Linked DNA regions of Homo sapiens: region 2 is linked to region 1. A link is a loop called in an ENCODE intact Hi-C map of the cell type or tissue named here. Cell type or tissue: gastrocnemius medialis. All regions are shown on one strand. Each heading gives the region's core, and the rest is flanking DNA. Links, peaks and the distances in the headings are about the cores only. Region 1 overlaps TMTC1 (transmembrane O-mannosyltransferase targeting cadherins 1). Region 2 overlaps TMTC1 (transmembrane O-mannosyltransferase targeting cadherins 1).

Region 1 (2,809 bases), core at 264-2,763:
ATTGGTTAAACTCAGACCGTAAAACTGCAGCTGGCACTACATTTCTAACATTGTTATAACAAAGTGAGGAGGACTGAACAGTTGAAGCAGATGTTGGAGATGTTCAGGGATTTGGGGCCCAGAGGCAGGACTTTAAAAAGCTGCTGAAATTCCTCATCCAATTAATTGGCAAAGAGCTCTGAGAGTCACTTTAAAGAGCAACCCTGGCTGGGTGTGGTGGCTCATGCCTGTAATCCCAGCACTTTGGGGGGCCAAGGCAGGCAGATCATGAGGTCAGGAGATCGAGACCATCCTGGCTAACACAGTGAAACCCCGTCTCTACTAAAAATACAAAAAAAATTAGCCGAGCATGGTGGTGAGTGCCTGTAGTCCCAACTACTCGGGAGGCTGAGGCAGGAGAATGGCGTGAACCCAGGAGGCAGAGCTTGCAGTGAGCCCAGATCGTGCCACTGCACTCCAGCCTGGGAGACAGAGCAAGACTCCATCTCAAAAAAAAAAAAAAAAAAAAAAAAAAAAAGAGCAACCCAGCATCAGCAGGTCATCTTTGGGAAGCTCTTCATCAGGGGACACTGCTCTCCAGCTCTCCAATATAACGCAAACTTCCCCTCAACTACATCCGATGTGGAAGAAAGTTCCCCAAATTAACCAGCCTGCTCACTTCAGGGTGTTTATCTTACATTATGTTGAACAACCACTAACACTGTGGTCGTATATGTGTGCAAACCACTTTTTATGTAAAACACTCATTAAAATATTCAAATGTTCAAACAGGCTAACACCTCAAGAAAACATCTAACCACAACATGTGCTGTCTTAATAAGAATTAATTATTTTCCCAATCTATCACCTTCCATTTACCAATGCAGCAATTACCAAACAACAGTGTTAAAGGTCCCTTTACGCTAAAATATTACTGAGAAAAGAATTTGTAAGTGTATGATATCTAAGAGAAAAGTTTTTAAAAATTTATTAATGCATTAAAATAATCTATTGTCTATTAAAACATTTTATTTTAAAAATCTATATTTCTTAAAATGAAGAAAATTAGTGAAAAGAATATAATTTTAAAGAATATTTTTGAAAATCTCTTTAAATATCTGGCTTAATCCAGGAGAATAGAAGCTGAATTCCCATATTTCCTTCTACATTCAATCTGCTGCTATATGTTATTCTAGTTGAAGTATATGAGGAAAATCTATCCTTGCTCAGATGCATTATAGTTGGAAAAGTGAGGAGTATCTTAACAGCTTTCCAGATAATTGCAGACATCCTTTGATACTACAATATTCAACAAGTGGTAGTTTCTTGAAGCTTATTGGTGATGTCGAATCTACTGGTCTACCTTCAACTTGAATGAATCTTTTATCCATTGCGATAGTTAATTTTATGTGCCAATTTGTCTAGGCTACGGTGTTCAGTTGTTTGTTCAAACACCAGGCTAGACGTTGCTATGAAGGTATTTTTTTTAAGGCGTGACTAACATTTAGATCAGTAGATGGAGTGAAATGGTTCTGTTTTCATAATGTGGGCGAGGCTCATCCAATCAATTGAAGGCCTTAAGAGAAAAAGACTCAGGTCCCCCAAGAAAAAAGGAATTCCGTCTCCAGACTGCAACGTGGAAATGTGGAAATGCTGCCTGACTACCACCCTTGAGACTTAGGATTACAACACCAACTGCTGCCTGAATTTCCAGCCTGCAAGTCTGCCCTGCAGGCTTCAGACTTGCCAGCCTCCACCTAAATAAGCCAGTTCCTTAAAATAAATCTCTCTACATAAACACATACACACACACACACACACACACACACACACACACACACACAGGGAGAGAGAGAGAGAGAGATCCTATTTCTTCAGTTTCTCTGGAGAACACAAACTAATGTTCTCCATCAGTTTGGAGAACATTTGTGTTAGTGGAGAACACTAACACACCGATGCATGATTTTGTAACATCATGCACTGACCATTTGAAAAATATGAGGTCACTGAGTTACATAAATTTGCAAAATGTTTACACATTTCATTACACAATATTCTGAAAATCCTATTTGCTACTATCACATATCACCACCGATCTCATCAAAAGACTTTTGGTAGTGGTAGGCTGTAAAACTCACAATGAAGTCACAAGCTTGAACCAAAATCCAAATGTTTCCTTGAAAACTTGAATTTTAACATTAGAAATAAATACTATTAGGTATTTTCACTGAAGTACCAGGCTCATTCCTCATTTTGAAGAAAAATGCCTATTATGAACACCAAAGTATGAATAACCATAATTACTATGGTGTGAATGTCTCCCCAAATTCATGTGCTGAAAATATAATTTCCAATGCCACCGTGTAGAGAGGTGAGGTGTAACAAGAGATGTGTTGGTCATGAGGGTGGGGCCCTCATGAATGGATTAATGCTGCTATAAGCAGGGCTTGCAGCTGCGGGTTCTCTCTCTCTCCTGCTCTTCCTCATGTAAGGACACAACATTCTTTCTCACCGGAGGGCACAGTGTTCAATGCACCAAGGTAGAAGCAGAAAGACCAGGCCCTAATCTACCAGCACCTTGATCTTGGACTTCCCAGCCTGAAGAACTGTGATAGAATTAATTTCTGTTCTTTATAAATTACCCAGTCTGTGGTATTCTGTTATAGTAGAACAAAATGGACTAAGACAATAGTTTGTCAGCAAAATCTTTCTACCAAAAATGACGTTTTGTTAAAAGAAAAATAGTGGCCAGCGCAGCTTGCAATTCAAACAATCATTTAAGTGCTTTTCCTCATGACATTGTTCTTTGACGTGCAGCAGAAGTGCTTTA
Region 2 (2,809 bases), core at 191-2,690, 50 kb after region 1:
AAATAGTTTTCTGGGAAATATACCTATAAGCATCCTGATGCAATGAGCACGCTTTGCAGTCATGAAGGAGAAGCAGTGAATAAGCATGGAGGTGGTCGGACGCAGTGGCTCATGTCACACCTGTCATCCCAGCACTTTGGGAGACCGAGGTGGACAGATCCCTTGAGCTCAGGAGTTCAAGACCAGCCTGGGCAACAAGGAGAAACCCTGTCTCTACCAAAAATACAAATGCCTAGCCGGGTGTGCACCTGTGGTCCCAGCTACTCGGGAGGCTGAGGTGAGTGGATTGCTTGAGCCCAGGAGGTAGAGGCTGCAGTGAGCCGAGATCACATCACTGCGCCCCAGCCTGGGCGACAGAGGAAGAACCTGTCTCAAAAACTTAAAAACAAAATAAGCATGGAGGTAAACCATTCAAGGTCTGAATGTAGACTGCTCTTGCCATCTGAGATTTGGTTTTGTTATGTTTAAAATCCATGTAACACCCACTCCCTCAGGGTGGTTGTAATTCATGAGATGATATATACATAAAGGGCCTGCTGGATAAATGCTGGTGCACTTCTTTCTCCCCCTTTCTTTTTTCTTTTTTTCAGAGAAAGGGGGTGGAACTCTTAACACTGAGATAGGTTTTCCTGTGTGGCTTATAGAAATCATCTTTTTACTTTAAGGTTTACACGTACGGTATCTTAATTGTGAACTTTATTAGATAATCTAATGTATCTGTTAGTTAAAATCTACATAAAACATAACTCAATTATACACACACAGATGGACTGACAGCAAGTCACATATTGAGAAAAATTCCAGTCCTTCTTGCATTAAGAGAAACCTGGACATGGCCAAAGAATACCATTGGCAATACAGAGCTGAAAGCTATTACCTGACGTGGCTGCTTGTACCACATGCTGTTCATTGATTCATTAATCTATAAGGAACTTGAGTACCAAATCAGGAAGACTGCATGACTCAAGAGACGAATGCAGTGACAGTGTGGTGTCGCCACAATGTCAAGGTTCAGCTCAGTCTCACAGGCTGTAAAGCCGAAGTGTATACAGGTCACCTGTAAGCCCAGATCTGCTCAGACTACACTACCACCTCCTTGAACATTTAGCTCAGCATCACCTGCAAGTCTTCCTGAAGGTTAAACAGAGAGCCTAGCTCTCTAGCAACAGTCTTGAGATAAGCCTAAGCATCTGGACCGAGAAGGGCACTCATCACAGCACAACTGATGTAGCCAACAGCAAGACTTGCAAGCTGTTACTGGGTGTAGCAAGTTGGAATGAGGCAATCACAAGCTAGACAAGCTTAACTAATGTGTTAAAGGCGTCCTGCAGCCTGGCTTCTTGCATTGCAGCCAGTTTGGAAGAGACAACAGCAGACTGTGCCAGCTGGATGTGCCCAGATATAAAGAATGTAGTGTCCCTTGCAGGAGAAGCTCAAAGAGGGTGTTCAAATATTCGTGTAACACTGATAGGCTCTCTTGCCAGTCCAAACCACTAAGCATGCACTGAACACCTATTCTATACCCCTGTTGAACTGAGGTATTTGGGGCAAAAGCCTAGATATCTAAAAACAGGTGCTATAATAGTCATTAACTACTGTATGTCTAGACCAGCCATTCATTGTGATTCAACTAGTCAGTATTGTCATGTTCAGTAAGTGTGTGTTTAACTCCAGTTAACAAACATTTTCCAAGTGCTTCCTCTTAGCTACATCCTGTGCCAGTTGGAAACATATAATCAGCCTCAAGGAGTTTAACATCTGGTGGGGAGTCAAAAGAGGGTATTAAATAGCACACAAGGAAACTGCATGCATCATAAGAGGAGAAACCATTACCAAGAGAAGACTGAAGAGATTAATTTTTACTGTAGGATCTAGGAAGGCTTCACAGGTCTGGCCATGTAAACTGTGACTTAAACATAGACAAGGAGGATTTCAGGAAGCTCAAGGCGAGAGGAAGCTCAAGGTGAGGGAATGCTCAGCCTAGGCCTAGGAAGGAACAAAAATGCTTTCCAGGTGGAGGATACAAGAATGGCAGAGAAAGAGAGGTCTGGAGATACATGGTGTGCTTCTGGAAGGGGAGACCTAAGGTGATGAAGAGCATGGAGTAAATAAAGAAGTGAGGAGGGGCAATGGGAAGCAAAGATGGAACATTAAACTGGAGCCAGTTGATTTTATGACAATGTAGGCTGAATTGTAGGATGCTGGAAAGTACAAAAGCAACTGGTCAGTTCATGGTTAGTGAAAAATATATGCAAATGGCCAGCATGTATTTTAGCCTCAAACTACAGGTTTCCATTACCAACATGGTGGCTATAACCTGGGAACTGCAGCCTCTAACAAATATTCAAACACTGGAAGGAGAAACATCAGTGAACATAATTGGATAGAATTCAAATAATGTAACAGCAGATCCTCAGATCTTCTAGCAAGGTTAACAATATCACAGGCAGAAATTTCAAATTAGGAGTTAATTTGCTATAGAAACCTGTCTTTGGAATACCACCAATAATATTTGTATAAAGTATACTATATGTATAAGGCTATTGATATTTATTTTATCTGCAAGAATGAGTTCCATTAATGTCATAGCTACTGGGGAGACTGAGGTGGGAGGATTGCTTGAGCCCAGGAGATGGGGGTTGCAGTAAGCTATGATCATGCCATTGCATCCCAGTCTGGGCTACAGGGTCAGACCCTGTCTCAAATAGTAATATTAATAATTTATCTCTATATCTTCTGGAAAGTACATCTCTTTTTCTATTTCTCTGTCCTCCTCCTACTTAGAAACTTGAATTGAAATCCATGACTA

Evidence for each region. Peaks named below come from ENCODE experiments on the same cell type or tissue, not always from the same donor. Only the 100,000 strongest peaks of a DNase experiment are listed, where the experiment ranks them.
Region 2: it touches region 1 in a loop (4-fold over the local background); 4 of 110 quality-filtered maps call a loop at or near these places.

The regions. Positions count from the first base shown.
Region 1 is chr12:29,711,519-29,714,327 of GRCh38, forward strand. All of the region lies in intron 5 of TMTC1 (transmembrane O-mannosyltransferase targeting cadherins 1), which reads right to left. Among named protein-coding and RNA genes, the nearest start is that of TMTC1, 71 kb to the right of the region's middle. In gastrocnemius medialis, for the core only: no CTCF peak of the experiment used is centred there; DNase peaks (open chromatin) are centred at 1,663 and 2,428; H3K27ac peaks cover 2,117 bases.
Region 2 is chr12:29,761,806-29,764,614 of GRCh38, forward strand. All of the region lies in intron 2 of TMTC1 (transmembrane O-mannosyltransferase targeting cadherins 1), which reads right to left. Among named protein-coding and RNA genes, the nearest start is that of TMTC1, 21 kb to the right of the region's middle. In gastrocnemius medialis, for the core only: no CTCF peak of the experiment used is centred there; a DNase peak (open chromatin) is centred at 1,316; H3K27ac peaks cover 1,698 bases.